Regions from separate parts of the Mus musculus genome. Here all the other regions are linked to region 1. Evidence: chromatin loops called from intact Hi-C (ENCODE). Cell type or tissue: heart. All regions are shown on one strand. Each heading gives the region's core, and the rest is flanking DNA. Links, peaks and the distances in the headings are about the cores only.

Region 1 (5,314 bases), core at 73-5,072:
GCTGCTTGTAATCAATTTTATTTGTATATGAAATTCTGCAACCAATTCAAAAATACTATGTTGTCAATGCTTTTATTAGTAAACAGAGGTTCCAAGAGCTTCCTTTCTAACAAGACTCTTACCATATATTCAAACTCTGAATTAACTCGAATCCCCCAAAAGCATTGCTCTGGGACCCATTTTCGACCTGGTTGACCTTGTAAGTATCATCTCACCCAGAAGTGATCATTGATTTCGATGTGCATTTAGAAGTCAATGAGGAGCGATTACAGTCCATTTTTGAGGCTTACCGTTTGAGTCCAAGCGTTTTTTTCGCAGAAGTTATTTCTGGCAGAAGCTGCCCCCGCACGTCATTGTTGGTGAGTGCTGTTCAGCTATTTTGAGCTCTGAGCTACAGCAGTAGCCCTTGTGAGCTACCTTTTGTGGTTGCTTCAAGCTCGCCGCTCTGCATTTCAGTCCAGAAATGGATTGAGTCAGTCTGACACCGATTGAACTCTGAGTGCTTAGGAAGACTGAAGGCCACCGTTACCATCGTGATAAAAATCTGTGAGGAAAAGAAGAAGAGAGAAAAGTTTAAAAGAAATCACGGGGGAGGGGGATGGGAAGATGTCCCTGAGACTAAGAGCTTGCTTGTAGGAGGAGCACAAGGGTCTAAGTTTGAACCCTCAGCACCTACGCGACCCTGCACACCTGTGACCCCAGCACCAGGGGCGCAGAGACAGGAGCATCGTAGAGGGTGCCAACTGCCAGCCTAGTTAAAGGCTCGGCAAGAGACCCTGCCTTGAAAGAGTAAGACGGAGAGCCACGGGGCAAGACACCGATGTCCTCTGGTCTCTGACATATGTGCTCATGTGTACACGCTGTGGGCATGTGCACCCCATAGTCACACACACATTTGGTATTCACAATGATAATCCAAGAGTTGTGTGTGCATGTGTGTGTACAGAGGGTGGGGAAGTGTCCTGTTCCCTGGCTCCGTCACATCTGAGTCTCCACCTCAGAACAGTCATGCATGGCGCCAGGAAGCACAGCATCAGAACAGGCTCTGACCTTGATGTGGGGAAAGTCGCGTCTCCAGAGCACAAAGCCTGCTTGCTCATAAAGGAAAGGGGGCAGCCCTGGCTGCACACCCCTGCTCCATGCAGACAAGCTTGTAAAGGGAAGAGTAACCCAGGCCGGATGCCCTGCTCCAGGTGGAAAAGCTCAGAAAGGCCCCTCATGCCTGTGGGTTCTTTTTTCTGCAGTACTGGGTATTGGTCCTAAGGCCTCACCTATCCTAGACAAGGGTTCTACCACTGAACTGGTTCCTCAGATCTTGCATCCTGTGACAGGCAGACTGCCAGCAGGGTACCAGACAGCCAGTGCCTTCCCCAGGAAGTAAAGAGAGGAGCTGCCAAAGGCTGCTGGTCCCCCATCATGTTTCCTGGGTCTTCTCTTACTGCTGAGAACTGACCAGAGCCGCTTGGAATCCACAGCCTGAGAAGGGATGGTCCCTAGCTGCAGATGGAGAAAGGGTCTCCACCTGATAGCCCTGGACCCCCCCTTGAGGCAGGTGTAAGTCTGACCCTTTGAGCATCGCCTGCCCGGCAGGTGGACCATCTCAGGGATGGATTTGTTGGGGCATCGAAAGGACCTGCTGCATTGCGAAGGCCTAAGATGCTTCCGCAGCCCAGCTCCCGCCACTGAAGCTAGGCTCTGCTCTCCCCACCCCCTCCTTGATCCAACGCCTCCACACTCTGTTCCCCTCCTGTTCCATGGTATTTTTATAGCCCAAGCAGCGCTTGTTCAGTTGTTATTTTAAGACTTAAGCTTTTTTAAAAATGTACTTGTTACTAATTTCACAACTTTTGTATAAAAATTTCTTGGATGTCCCCCACTTAACCAGTAGATTTTACTCGGTGGTTTGTAGAGTGGACTCGAGAGCGTATCATAACAAGGTGCAGGGCTGTGTGTAGCCAGACCTCAGTGATGGGAAGCAAGGCAGGAATCAGCAGGACTCGGGGTGAAGAATGCTTTAATAATTGATCCTGAGAAGGAAGGCAGTGAGCATCTGCGCTAGCAGCCTGGGATTTTAATGAGCAAAATCTGTGATTTTCCTAGGAAATATGTTAAAGTTAGGAAAATGTGCATATTTCCATTTGAATTCAACCTTGACGTGTATTTATTTTATGATCATGTAGATGTAAGACATTTTTGCTTCGCGCTATCATTGAAAGGTACTAAAGCTCCTTTAAAAACAAAATACTTAGGGGGCTGGAGAGATGGCTCAGAGGTTAAGAGCACGGACTCCTCTTCCAGGGGTCCTAAGTTCAATTCTTAGGAACCACATGGTGGCTCATAACCATCTATAGTGGGATCTGGTGTCCTCTTCTGACTCTATCATGGGATCTGGTGCCCTCTTCTGACTCTATCATGGGATCTGGTGCCCTCTTCTGACTCTATCATGGGATCTGGTGCCCTCTTCTGGCATGCAGGTATACATGCAGGCAGAACTCTATACATAATAAATAAATCTTTAAAACAAAACAAAGTTTTTTTTTTGTTTTTTTGTTTTTTTGTTTTTTTTAATTAAGGTCTGATGAGATGAATCAGCGGTGAAAGGCACCTGCGGTTTGAGCTTCTCGTATCTGGTGGAAGGAGAGAATCAGCTCTCCCAAGCCGCCGACCACTATGCTGTGGTGTGTGCATACAGACGCACATAAAATAAATACATCTATATTAATGGGGTTGGAGGATGGCCCAACAGTTAAGAGCATTTGATGCTCATCCAGAGGATCCCTGTTCATGTCAGCATGAGGTTCACAAGTGCCTGTGACTCCAGACCCAGAGGACCAGATTCCCTATTCTGGCCTCTGTGTGTACCCATACACTTTGGCATGTGCATGAGCATGCAAACACACACACACACACATTTGGCACGCATGCACACACATGCTTATGCACACAAAAAGATTTTTAAATAATAAAGTAATTAGAATATTTTGACATTCTTCTGGAATTTGTTTAATATTCACCTTCAGATACATTGGGTAAACAGAGCTGAGTCAGAGTCGGAGTGTAGTGTCTATGACTGTCCTACAAACACGAGACAAGTGTGTCAAGGACATGTACTGTTCATGAGGGAGGGGTCCTGGGGCATGGTGATGCTGTTTGCAGAAAAACTGAAGGCATAGGTCTATAGGCCTTCCAAAGAGACTGTCAAAGATGGCTGGCTGCAGGGCAGGGACAGATGAGCAGGCTGCAGCAGGGTAATAAGCCAAGTGTTAGTTGTCTTAATGGCCCCTGAATGGATCAGGTCCCAGAATTCAAAGTCTGGGCCTTCAGTCAATGGTAAGAACTTGTCAAGCCACATCCGGTTCCTGGGTAATGAGCTGCTACCTCAAGCCCCAGGTTGACTGAGAGAATGTGATTTCTTCCTTCTTCTTTATGATTAAGTTTTGGATAATTTTTTTAAAAGATCCATTTATTTCTACTTTATGTGTATGAGTATTTGCTTGTGTGTGTGTATATGCACCACATGGTTGCAGCACCTAGGGACACCAGAAGAAGGCATCCGATCCCCTGGAATGGGGGTTACAGGTGATGTGAGTCCTCGAGTAGAGACCAGGAGCAGAACCTGGAGCCTTTGAAGGAGCAATAAGTGCTTTAGTCACGGAGCCATCTCTTCATTCTTGACCCCAGCTTCTTCTAATTTTTTAATTATTTTATTTGATTACTTATATGCAGGTGTTTTGCTTGCAGAATCCAGAGAGCGTATTGGATCTCCTGGAACTGTAGTTACAGATGCTTGTGGGGTACCCTGTGGGTGCTGGGAATGGAACTTGGGTCCTGTAGTGGGGAAGCCAGTGCTCTTAATAGCTAAGCCATCTCTATAGCTGCCCCACCCCAATCTCTTAATATGTTATTATCACTACAGGTGAGCTTCCAATGGCATGTGGGTATTTTGAGCAATTGGGTTCACTGAGCTAGAAGACAGAAGTGGGGTGTCCAAAGAACTGGAGGGATTCAGGGAAAGGAGGTTTTGCTTCATGGGCACTGAGTTTCAGCTTTTTAAGAAGACAGTAGTCCTGTGGATAGATGATGTGTGGAAACCACAAGCTTGTGAACACACATGAGCAACTGTCCACCTGAAAATTACTAACATGGTGAGTCAAGCATTTTAGGTATGACATGGTGAATCAAGCATTCTAGGTATAACATGGTGAATCAAGCATTCTAGGTATGACATGGTGAATCAAGTGTTCTAGGTATGTTCTCACCACTAAAAGGAGTGTTTCTAATGAGCTGACCGACAGGCATTTGAAAGTTGATTGTGCCTACCTTCCCAAGAGAGCCAACTTTGTAGCTCTGTTTTGTGAGCTCACTCTTGTTGTTTGTAGAGGTCTCTAAAAATTGACTCCTTAAGGTTCTTGACTCTGTAATCTTTGTTCTTGATTAATGGTAAATCACCCACGATGCTTGATCTAACCCACTGCAGTACCAGCTCCACTTAATGTTAAATCACCCACAATGATTGTCTAACCCACCGCAGTACCAGCTCCTTTCTAATGGGAACTCAGACTGTCCCAAGTGAATTCTTTTCCTGACAATACAAACACTGTTTTAATAAAATTGCTTCCAGGCAGAAGGGCAATGTTGACACTTGGTTTGAGAAATCATGACAAGAAGGCCCACGGAGGAGCGGATCCTGAGGGTGTTCATGGGGAGCTAGCCTGGGCTTTGGGGTTGCTTGAAAATGTGGGTGTCAGATGAGAAAGTGGATACAGCTAGAGGTTTACTAACACAGGGAACAGACTCATCTCTCAGAAGCCTTTTAGGGGTAGTGGTACCACAGAGCTAAAAGGATAGAGCCACTGGAAGAGTCCGAGTTTGAGGCCGGCACTCTGTTCCCTGCTCAGTTACAACCACAGTATAAAGCTTGCAAGACACACACTATAGACAGAGATCACTCACTGATAATCCTTTGCTCAAGGATAGAAGTTGATAGGTGAGGTCTGTTCCCAGGAAGGCCTTATATTATATAGGGAAGGAAATGGTGTCTGTGGGAGTTCCCTATGTTTAGGGTTCTGAAGGAGGAGCCTCCAATTACGTCTTACATCACCATATTACATCACCATCACTGCCATTCTGGTCTTAGGTGACGTCATGATGTTTGAAGTAGCACCTAGGTCCAGCTGCAAGGAGTTTTTTCCTCTCATTCATCGCCTGGTGCGTGTGCCACAGATTCCTGTCCAGTTAAACATTGTTTATCTTAGTATCTAAGCCGCCATACATAAAACTATAGTTGTCGGATAACGTGGCTTGGCTTTGAATT
Region 2 (5,314 bases), core at 270-5,269, 110 kb before region 1:
GTAGAGCAATTTTTTTTTTTTTGACAAAGGATGGAAAACTACCGAGATAGGTTGTTTCGCTCGGATGAGGTGAGGGTTTAGTGACAAGCTACTTCTGTTCTCAAAGCGCGTATATTCCAGAGAAGTAGCTGGAAGAGCCAGGAAACTGTGACTCTTCAGCTGGCTCGTAGCTTCACTAATAATTAACCTAATGGGGTGAACAGCTGACCAGAGGGCAAAGTAGTCAGAAGAAGGTTATGTCAAAATGCTGCCTCCTCCCTGGTCCCCATAACAGAGTCACAGCCTCATTTTCTTGGACTCGGGTTTAAGAAACACCCTGGGGTTACCGCCATTCCTTAGCTGAGTTCCGCGGTTTCCTACACCCCGTGTCCTGAAGGCAGTTAACAGGATTCACAGTCCAGGTCTTAAACACTCACTCACTCAGTGGTTACTTTCAATTTAGGAATCAGCTGTCAACATTTGATTCTCAGGGCGTATTTTTATTTAGCTCCAGTCATGTGGAACAGAAGCCTTTAGTATTTTCTAAGGGTCTGTGTTTCCTCGGATGTCCCAGAGTTTGATGGTGTCAGCTCTGGAGCTAAGGTGGCAGTCTGGGCCAGCTGGAAATCTGGTGTACTTGGGGCTTAAGGACAGAAAGCAGGTACTTTTGGAATCAGCCTGGAGTCACGCGTTTGCCCTGCCATTTCTGTTAGCATTCCTTCTAGGCTCCGCCCCACCGTTACCTGGCAACAGCCAGGTACTGCCTGACTCACTATAAAAGGGGCTGCTTGCCCCCTTCCTCACTCTCTTAATCTCTTACTCTCTCCTACTTTTACCCTCTCTGTCCTTTCTCTCCCCATCCTCCTCCCCCTTCTCTCCCCATACCGCCCTCTACCAAATATATTCCTGGCTCTTTCATTTTTATAAAACGCAGCAATTCGCTCATTGAGATAACTCAGTGCAGATTTTCTCTAAGCCTCAGTTTCCTCGCAGACAAGATACTGTAAGCAGAGTACAGAGGAACGGCAGCCCAACCTGAGAGGTGCTGAGCAGGAACCATGTTACCGTTCCGTTTAGAAGCTGGAAGGGTGCCTGTGTGCGCAGCAGAGGAGGCAAGCTGAATGACTGCGTAGACACTGACTCCTCCTCGACCCAGCTGGGGAAGAGCAACCTCACGAACACCTTAAAGTGCTCGGAATACCCAGAAGACAGTAGGAAAGGTGGGGTGGGCACCTCGCTGCATAGGATTCTACACCTTTGCCACACTTGCTTGTCACTTTAAAAGTGAATATGGTTGAATGACTTAACAGGACCCTCCCACAAACCCACAGTCTCTTGTCTCCAGAAGTAATTACTGTCTTGGCCTTTGGTATTACTGCTGCCTTGTTTTCAGAACGTCTCCATTTGTGTGCTGATCAGCAAACCCTGTAAGTCGATGGTCAGAGTGGTTTTTCTCCTATGAGAGCACATAGCTTTCCTCTTCCCCCTCCTCTGCTTCCTCCCCTGACTTGGAGATAGAACCCTGTTCCTACCTGTTTCTATAGTCCATTCCTCTCTACTCCTCCCTCCTTTCTTAAGAAGTGGGCCTTCTCATTTCTGCCTTCTAGGCTGGCTCCAAACTCCCAGGTGCCAGAGATCCTCTGGCTTCAGCCTCCCGAGTTGCTGGGATTCTAAGAATGCTGCTGAGCCCAGGTTCTCTTTTTTCCTGCTGACTTGTGTTAGTTTCGACTGTTCCTGGTGTTGATGGATATTTAGAGGCACTATCACTCCATTTTTTTTAAATCTCTGTGATTCACTGAACAGTCTTACCTGTGTCTTGTCCCCCACTACCCAGTCCTGAAAGGGCAACCCTGGACCAACATGCAAAGTGAATGGACCAACAGGAACTACTGGGGCTTTGGGTTGAAGGTCTTCCCTTTCAGTAACTATTCACAGTTTGCCCTCAGAAGTACTTGCATGGGTTAATCTTACCCGCAGTGTAAACACGTCCTCAGTACTCCACAAAATCCCCAACAGCAGCCTCATCGGGCTTGAGGGTGGGGCAATATCTTACTCTCAGTGTATTTGGCATTTTCCCAGTTACTGAAGAGTCAGAACATGGCATGTTGTGTGACACCATCCCAGGGAATGTGAATAAATGTCTGCTCACCCCAGATTGGGATCTTTCCTTTCATACTGGCTGGGCGTGGCCCCTGTGTAACTCTGCCTACGCTTGCCCCTCCCAGCGTAACTCCTCCCATGCTTGCTCCTCCCAGCCAGCGTGTTAAAGGTACCTGCCCTATATTCCCTTTCCCTAGACCCCAGATTTCTGCAAAGTTACAGATTTCCAGGGTTACAAATAGCCTGCGAGTTTTTTTTTTTTAAAATAGGGATTTGCCCATCCATCCTCGTACCCAGAGCTATATTCTGCCCCTTGCTCATTTTGATGCAGCAATTTTGAGCCTCTGTGTCTCTGGCACATTTCAGCATTTTCTACTGTCAATTTCTCTTCCTCATGAGACTCTTGGCCAGGAAGAAACAAGTAAGTCGTCACGAGGCTGCTGTGCTGCTCTGCGCATGCCCAGGGCTGGGCACCCGAGGCTCACTAGCTCAGGGACCAGTTCCTGGCCTATCAGTGAGGCAGACTGGAAAACAGTCATTTCAGTACCATGTGTTCAGTGCTACAGTGAGGAGATATGTGCATCAAGCTATGGTTGGAGGAACAGGGCGGGCATTAGTGCAGCCCTAGCTGGGTCTGAGAGCTCGAGTGGAATTTTGCCAAAGGGAAAAAGCAGACAAGTGTGACAGGGTGCGGAGTTGTCCTCCCCAGACCAGCCTGTGGCAGCAGGCATCTCGTTCCTGGCTTTTCATGCCCCTGGGTAAAGACAAAACATTATCTGCTTAGACACCACAGCATTCCTGTAAACTAATGCGTTAGGGACATAGAAGTACCATAAAAATCTGAGTGCACACATGTGTGCGCCATACGACGTGGAGTACGACTACTGCGCATGCCAGACAAACGCCCTGCCGCTGAGTGATTCCCTGAGCCCCTTCTCTGCTTTATATTCTTTACTTTATATTTTGAGACAGTGTCTCACCAAGTTGCCCAGGCTTGCTCTGAACTTAACAATTCTTCTACCTCAGCTCTGAAACAACTGGAATTGTGGACCTGTGCCACCAGACCTGGCTGACATTGTATTTCTTAATGAAGGTTAATGGTTCATATGTCTGGAATTTATCAGGACAAAATATGACCAGACAGTAGGATCTGATTAGAAGGCTTAAGAATGATCTGTGCAGGGTAAGGCAGTCTCAGAGTCTTTTTGGTCTGATGGGTGGTTAAAGCCAGAACACACGGTCCGAGTGGTCTGTGCCGTGCTTCTGCCCAGGCTCAGAACATAAGCAGGCCTCCTGGGACCTGTCAGAGTTTCTGTCCAAGTTCAAGGTCTCCTTGTGATGCCCCCTCTCAAGAGGTGGTACTTGCCTATCAGGAGCTGTTCATTACAGAATTGTTCCGAGTGGGATCCAGCCAGGAACTTGCTTGGGAAGACAGTTAATCTAATCCCACCAGCCTCTGAGACGTTACCGGTCCTATTAATAAACAGCGCGGCAGCCTCCTTATCGTGCCTGAGCGCAACCTCTAACGCATTCCCAGAGCAGGCTTCGTCGAGCCGCAGTGACATTTGCTATGATCCTGAGTTTTCAGGTAAACTCGGGACCTTTGTGGAACAAAGCAGGCACTGGGCTCTGGTTCCTGGCTGGGTTTCAGGTTGTGTCACCGCTGGGAATAGCTGTCACTGCGGGAGCACTATCAGCTGTCCTTCTTTACCGGTGCATCTGCATTGGTAGAGAGTGAAGGCGCTGCAGGTCTGCCGTGGAGAGTAAGGACAACAGTTTGTGGCCCGTCTTGTACAAGAGGCAGATGACTTTGGTGATTTTGTTCTCTTTAAGATTAAAGTTTTCTATCTCGGTGCTTCTTAAATTTCTTTTTTGAGAATTTCATGCATGTCTACTACCATGTTCTTGGTCTCACCCACCTCTCATTCTTATCCTGCAACACCCACCAGAACCTTCTAGCTCATCTTCCTCAACACCTCATGTTTTCTTCTTTTAAAATTCCTTATCGTTATTTTAACCCACCGAGTACAGCTAGTATTTCCCATAAGCATGCCGGAATACAGGCAACTTTCCAGTAGCCACATCCCTCCATAAAAGCAAGTCTTCCTTCCCCAGTTGTCTTAAACTGCCGATATCTTGTCAGCTAGGGGTTGGGCTTCTGGAGAGAGGAAGTTTAGCATGTGTGACAATATGACTTAAAGGTGACTAGAGAGATGGAAACTCTCTAGTTAATTCAGCAGACGCTTAGCTTAGTATGCGTGAAGCTCTGAGGGGTAAAGATGGGGGGTGTTTACTAGAAAGCCATTTCCTCCTAGGCATCTGTCCCTTCTAGGCCATCAGCTAGAGTGGGCTGGGTTGTCGAAAACGCATTTATTAGAAAGGCAAATTGCGCATAACACTCGTGTACTTCTTCGTGACTTCTTTTGTAGGATTAGCAATAGAGAGTAAGTATTCTGAAGGGTCTGTGGAGGGCAAACCTTTTTCATTTACTTAGAGAGTTAAGAGGCTGACGTGGGTAACATGGGCAGACAGGACTGTTACGACACATAAACCTTGACCAGCGTGGCTGACTTTGTTACCAAAATAGCCATTGCTTTATGGAGTGTGCCTGGTCCCAGCTAACCTCTCCTAACCAGTCTGAGGAGAGCAGAAGTCAGTGACCTTGATGGACCACTTCCACCTGATGCTCTAAAGCTGTGTGAAGGTGAGTGAACGAGAGGACTTCACACTCAAGACTCACTGTGGCTGTTCAACCAACTGAGTGGCACAGAGCAGATCCTTTGCTTCAGGTGAGACTGGATAACCTTCCTCTCAGGTCCCGCCCATCCCATACATAAACTACCCAGTACAGCATCTTGGCCACAGTAGCCAATGAAAGCATGCTCATTTCACACTATGTGCCAAAGCCTAAGCCTTGATTTTTCAGATGGAAAAGCTGTAGCTGGCATACATTCTATCACTTAAAGTAGGGAGGTCAAAATTCTAATGCATTCATTTTCCATCATCCTTCCTACTTCTCATTACAGTGAAGGCCATTCTTGCCCGGTTTTCCCATGGTGGTGGCCATTGTCAAAAAAATATCATACATGCATAAACAATGGCCTCACTCGGTGTGTGGCTGTGCAGTGGGGTGTATTTCTGTGCTGGCTACTAGAGGAAGCCCTATCTCTTCAGTTCCTTGTGACATTTTCCCTCTGTGTGTGAGCGCATTCACAGCTTATTCTTCCTGCGGCAA
Region 3 (5,314 bases), core at 198-5,197, 100 kb before region 1:
GGCTGGAACCATAGAGGGAGACAGTGGGTAAGATGCACTTACAGAACTCACTGGCAATTTAGCTGAGCAGGTTCAACATTCCATCAAAAGACACCCGACCTCCCCCTCCCTCCCCCACAACCCCCTACCCCGTCCCCCGCACCACAGTTGCTCTTAGAAGCACCTTAGAAGTGTTGATGAGCGCCACATGACCAGCCTTGTCATTTCTAGTTCTACCCACTTAGCTTTGCTTGTTTCATGATATGGCATCATGAAGTAGAAAATGAATCCCTTGAGGAGCCTTGCACGTTAAGGATGCCTTGGCGCAGTGCAAGGAATCTTACTGAAGCTAGCCCAGAATAGGCTGTAGTCTTTTCCTATTAAACTTCTTATTTTGCACTGTCATAAAATACCCTGCCTGAAAGCAAGTTATGGAAGGAAGTGTTTACTCTGGCTATGGTGTCAGAGGGAAGGAGTCCATCATGGCTGGAGGGGGTGGGGGTGGGGGGCAGGAGCATGGCAGCAGGGGCTGTGAGCTGGCTGACAACGTTCTCATTCATGTTCAGGAAGCTGAGAAGGGGAGATCAGGAGATGGGTTGAGGCTATAAAAACTCAAGGAAGCTGTGTACTTCCTCCAGCAAAGTTCACCTGCTAAAGGGTCCATGGTCTCCCCAGAAAGTACCACCTACTAGGGACCAAGTGTTCAAATACTGAGCCTGTGGGAGACTTTCTCATTCAAACTACCACATGTGCATTTATGGATGGAAAATTGTTTCAAATCTCAACATTGTAAAAAGGAACTACTACTGCTTTTAATAAGATGTACTTTTAAATTAAATTTAAAAATATTTTACATTTATTTATTTATTTATTTATTTATTTATATGTATGTGTGTGGGCACATGGGTGCTCTGACTCACCTGTGGAAGTCAAAACAGACTTTCCACGATCTGTTCTTACCTTCTTCTGTGCGGCTCCCAGAGACAGCACTCTGACGTCAAGCGTGGCAGTCACCTGTACCTGCTGAACCATTTCGCTGACCCTTTTGTAGTTACCGATTAATTTCCTTACTTGACAATTTCATAAAGTATATAATGTATTATGATTATTCTTTCTACCCAGTCTCTCTTTTCACCCTCCCACCTGTGTCCATTCCACACCCCTCATCCCTGCCAGTCCTTTGCCTGGGTGTATTGTGACTCCTTTTGTTTATCTAGGGTCATCTTTGTGACCATTGGATAGAAACTCTCTGTTGGAGCCTGCTGGGGGCCATCAGTGTATATAAAACGAAGAACATTGGTTCCCCCTGCCCCCTTGTCCCATGATCTATCAGTAGCAAATATTTCAGTGGTAGGGCTGGAAACCCGTCCCTCCTCTGCTCATGGATACATCTTCCCCTTCATTATGAAGAACCACAGGGCGGTCATGTGAACACCTTCCACCCCTCAACTCTGGCTCCTGTGCTGTGCTTTGAGAGACAATTCTCCAAGACTAAATCATGCTGTGCTATGCTTTGAGAGGCAACTTTCCACACCTGAATCAGCGGCTCCATTACTTCCTGCACCCTGTTGAGTCCAGCCTTGCTTGGTCAATGTTCGCTCCCAGCAGCCGAGATGCAATGTAGGAGAGTAAATGTGCTGTGACCCACCTTTAATCACAGGGCTTTCTTGCTGACATTTCCCGACAGTATATTCTCAGGTTGTCATGTGACACTTGTTTTCGCAATACTTTCTATATATGGAAGAAAATGCCCCCTAATTTTCTCTCTAGCATAGTTGGCTGAAATTGGTCTTTATTGTTGGAGCTAGGAGATAGAGAACAAGTGATTCATAGAGAGATATATTCACGGCTACAGTTTCAGGTCTTCAGATACCAGCGTTTGATCATTTCTGCTTCATAAGGCGCTCACTGAAGTGGAAGGCCTGTTTATGATTTCACTTATTTCCTTATGAAGTGTATTCATGACTGGCGAGCGTCCTCTGTGTTCAGCGAGGGTGAGCACGGGGCTTGCAGGACCTTGCTTCGGCGACCAGCCTGTTGCCTTGTACTGTTGGAAGCTCGTTTCCCTTCTGATCACTATTTACTGCAGTGACAGACGCCATAGGCACATTCAGATCACGCGTGGCCTCTGGGCTCAGGGGAGCACAGGAGGGACGCAGAGTTTCCTGGATGTTGTTTTGGTATTTTGTATGAATAGCCATCAGTAACAACTGTGCATGGGAGAGACTTTAAATACAGCCCATGAAACTAAAAATACCGCTAACTGCACTTTCACTAGCCCAGGTATTAAAAAAAACCCACAGGTACAAATACCAGTGACAATCCATAGCTGACCTAAAAGGGAAGGTAAGTCTGAGAAGAGATAACTCCCGTCAGAGACTGGGACTAAAGTATCTTTTGAGCCTGTAAATACAGGTTAGGACTTCTCCTAGGACATGGGAAGGGGCCTAAAGCCCTAGAGTTTCCTGATGTTCACACAAACATCAAGAAACCCAATATGGGGGCTAAAGAACTAGCCCTGCTGGTGAAGACTCTCCCATGTGAGGGTGAGAACCGGAGTTCAAGTCCCAGAACCCAGGCAAAGGCCAGTTGTGATGGTGTGCACGTAGAATCCCAGTGCTGAGGAGACAGTGATGGATCTCAAGGCTCCCTGGTCAGCCAGCCTAGACAGATGTGTAAGCCCTGGATTCCACTAAAAAATTCTGTGCCCTAAACAAGGTATATGGACTTCTCAAGTGCAGCACCTGAGGTAGACCTCTGTTCTTCATACTTATGAACACCTGTCCACAAATGTGTACTTATACACAAATGTGCGTGTGTGTGTATGTGTGTGTGTGTGCACGCATGCAGGACTGCACACACATACACTTGGGTAGGCCTTGGGAAGGTCAGGGAAACTCACCTGGAATGACCTTATGAGGGGAAGATTTTAGGTCTATTGTTTGTCTGTTTGGGGAATATCAAGGTTTGTATATGCTTGGCCCAGGGAATGGCACTATTAGAAAGTGTGGCCCTGTTGGAGTAGGTGTGTCACTGTGGGTGTGGGCTTTAAGACCCTCATCCTAGCTGCCTGGAAGGCCTTCAGATGAAGATGTGGAACTCTCAGTTCATCCTGCACCATGCCTGCCTAGATGCTGCCATGTTCCTGCCTTGATAATGGACTGACCCTCTGAACCTGTAGGCCAGTCCCACTTAAATGTTGTCCCTGTAAGTGTTGCCTTGGTCATGGTGTCTGTTCACAGCAGTAAAACCCTAACTAAGACAGGAAGTGCTAGGGATGGAAGCCACGGGGGGGCGGGGGGGGAGCTCATGCCATGCAGACACTCTACCGCTGAGCCACACGCCCATTGGGCATTTGTAGAGTTTGCTACTTGCATTGGTTACTTCCCTTCCTTCCCACCCCTCTTCCTAACTGCTTTTCCTTTTCCTCTGTTGTAAATGTGGTGGGAAGAGCATCCAGAGAGGGTTTGACTGAAGGAGAAGACTGATATTGCTTCCAAGCCAAGAGACTTCACGTCCTTTAGAGGATGGACCAGCCATATTTTCAGCCCTGGAATGGGACCTCCTGAGTTGTTCCACTTCAGAAAGGGCCAGAAGTAGGCTCTTTGTCTCGGTGTGCCTCAGGGTGCGTTTCTTTGCCACCAATGTCCTCACGGTGGCTCCCTTCCTTCTCAGCTGGGAAAGGTGTTTGGAAGGTCCCATCACCATGAAGTTCAGACGCACAAGCTTTATCTGTGTCACTGCCTATAGATGACTAAAAAGCCTGCTACACACAGGTATCTTCTCCTTTGACGTGGGGGGTCTCACGTAGCCTACATTGGCTTTGAACTTGCTGTGTAGCCAAGTTTAATCTTGAATGTTTCATCCTCCTACCTCTACCCCCAGAGTCCTGAGGTTGCAGGAATGTACTACCATACCTGGTTATAGTTTATGTGATACTGGGGCTAGAACTAAGGGCTTATATGCTAGGTAAATACTCTACCAACTGACCCACATCCTTAGCCCCAGATGGGCTTTGAAAGACAACAGTAGGCCAAAAGGTAGAAAATGGAGGATATCAGTGGTAATTAGCTTCTAATAGTTATTCTTTAGTTAGACGTGGCAGTGGGACTGGTAGTCAGTATGCTTTGTCCTGGTAAGATTTTTTTTTTTGTCAATGTGACATAAACCTACACATATCTGGTATGTTATTGTTCTGTCGCTGTGAAGAGATACCATGACCAAGACAACTTTTAAAAGAAAGCATCTTGTTGGGAGTTTGTTTATGGTCTCAGAGGGTTAGTCTATGATCATCATAGTGGGTTCTGACTCATAGTCAACAGGCAAAGAGTAGAGAGCGAGAGAGGGATGAGAGGGGGAAGGAAAGGGAGAGAAAGAGGGAGAAACTAGGCCTGGTATGGCCATCTGAAACTTCAAAATATACCCCCAGTAATACAACCATGAGACCCAGGAACACATCTCTTCCAATACCTCCTATTCCTTCCCAAACAGTTCCACTCACTAGGTACCAAACACTCAAACACGTGGGCCTATGGGAACTTTCTCATTCATATCACTGCAGCTGGGAATTTTAATTGAGAAAATGCCTTCTTAAGATGGACTGTAGGCAAGTTTATGGGGTTCTGTCTTGACTCATGATTGATGTGGAAGGGACCCTGCTGAATAGAGTGCTGCCGTCCCTGGACAGGTCTTTCCTGGATGGTGTAAGAAAGCAGGCTAAGTGAGCCATAAGAACAAGCCGGTAAGCAGCACCCTTCCACGGTTTCTGCATCAGTTCCTCCTCTGGGTTCCTTCCCTGACGTCTCTGGATGATGAGATGATGAATAAACCTTTTCTTTCTCAAGTTGCTTTTGGTCCTGGGGTTTAATCACAGCAATAGAAACCCTAACTAAGACAGCACCCCTCCCCCAGCTTTGTAACTGGTAAACTTTGGGACCCGACAGTCTCTGTTTAGTGGGACTTATGTGGCTAGTGACCATACAGAGCTCATTTGGATGATAGCATTTTGATATCCTTTAATAAAAGGATGACTAAAATTAATTTTACCTGTTTCCTTTTAGTTTTTCTGTGCGGTCACTAGAAAGGGCATAAGTAAGTTACTTAGGTGTGTGTCAGTCTACAAAGTGCCTTTTTACCCACTTGAAAGCCACGGGGTAATGCCCTAAAGGCTTCCTGGAAGTTTGGGGAGTGGTTGTTTTGATTTTCCTTGTGGCTTTGGTTGTTTAGTTGAACAAACCCAAATTTAATGAATCAGAGCAGCAGGCTGTTATTCTCATACAACAAATTAGACTTGGGATAATGGAGCCCCAGGGATGTGTCCCTAGTCAAACTACAA

What was found. Hi-C counts contacts between places; a loop is a spot of excess contacts. Peaks named below come from ENCODE experiments on the same cell type or tissue, not always from the same donor. Only the 100,000 strongest peaks of a DNase experiment are listed, where the experiment ranks them.
Region 2: a loop joins it to region 1, with 2.1 times the contacts of the local background. A loop is called at or near these places in 4 of 42 quality-filtered maps.
Region 3: a loop joins it to region 1, with 3 times the contacts of the local background. A loop is called at or near these places in 18 of 42 quality-filtered maps.

Annotation. Positions count from the first base shown.
Region 1 is chr19:57,158,581-57,163,894 of GRCm38, reverse strand. All of the region lies in intron 2 of Ablim1 (actin-binding LIM protein 1), which reads left to right. Among named protein-coding and RNA genes, the nearest start is that of Ablim1, 55 kb to the left of the region's middle. In heart, for the core only: a CTCF peak has its summit at 2,463 (motif pointing left); DNase peaks (open chromatin) are centred at 374, 1,424 and 2,394; H3K4me3 peaks cover 402 bases; H3K27ac peaks cover 2,197 bases.
Region 2 is chr19:57,270,267-57,275,580 of GRCm38, reverse strand. 4930449E18Rik (RIKEN cDNA 4930449E18 gene) reads right to left here and starts at 1,621. Exons shown (of 3, transcript NR_045319.1): 1 at 1,512-1,621. It also overlaps a transcript of Ablim1 not described here. In heart, for the core only: no CTCF peak of the experiment used is centred there; DNase peaks (open chromatin) are centred at 710, 2,200, 2,530 and 3,560; H3K4me3 peaks cover 2,091 bases; H3K27ac peaks cover 3,131 bases.
Region 3 is chr19:57,258,254-57,263,567 of GRCm38, reverse strand. It overlaps a transcript of Ablim1 not described here. Among named protein-coding and RNA genes, the nearest start is that of 4930449E18Rik, 13 kb to the left of the region's middle. In heart, for the core only: no CTCF peak of the experiment used is centred there; no DNase peak of the experiment used is centred there.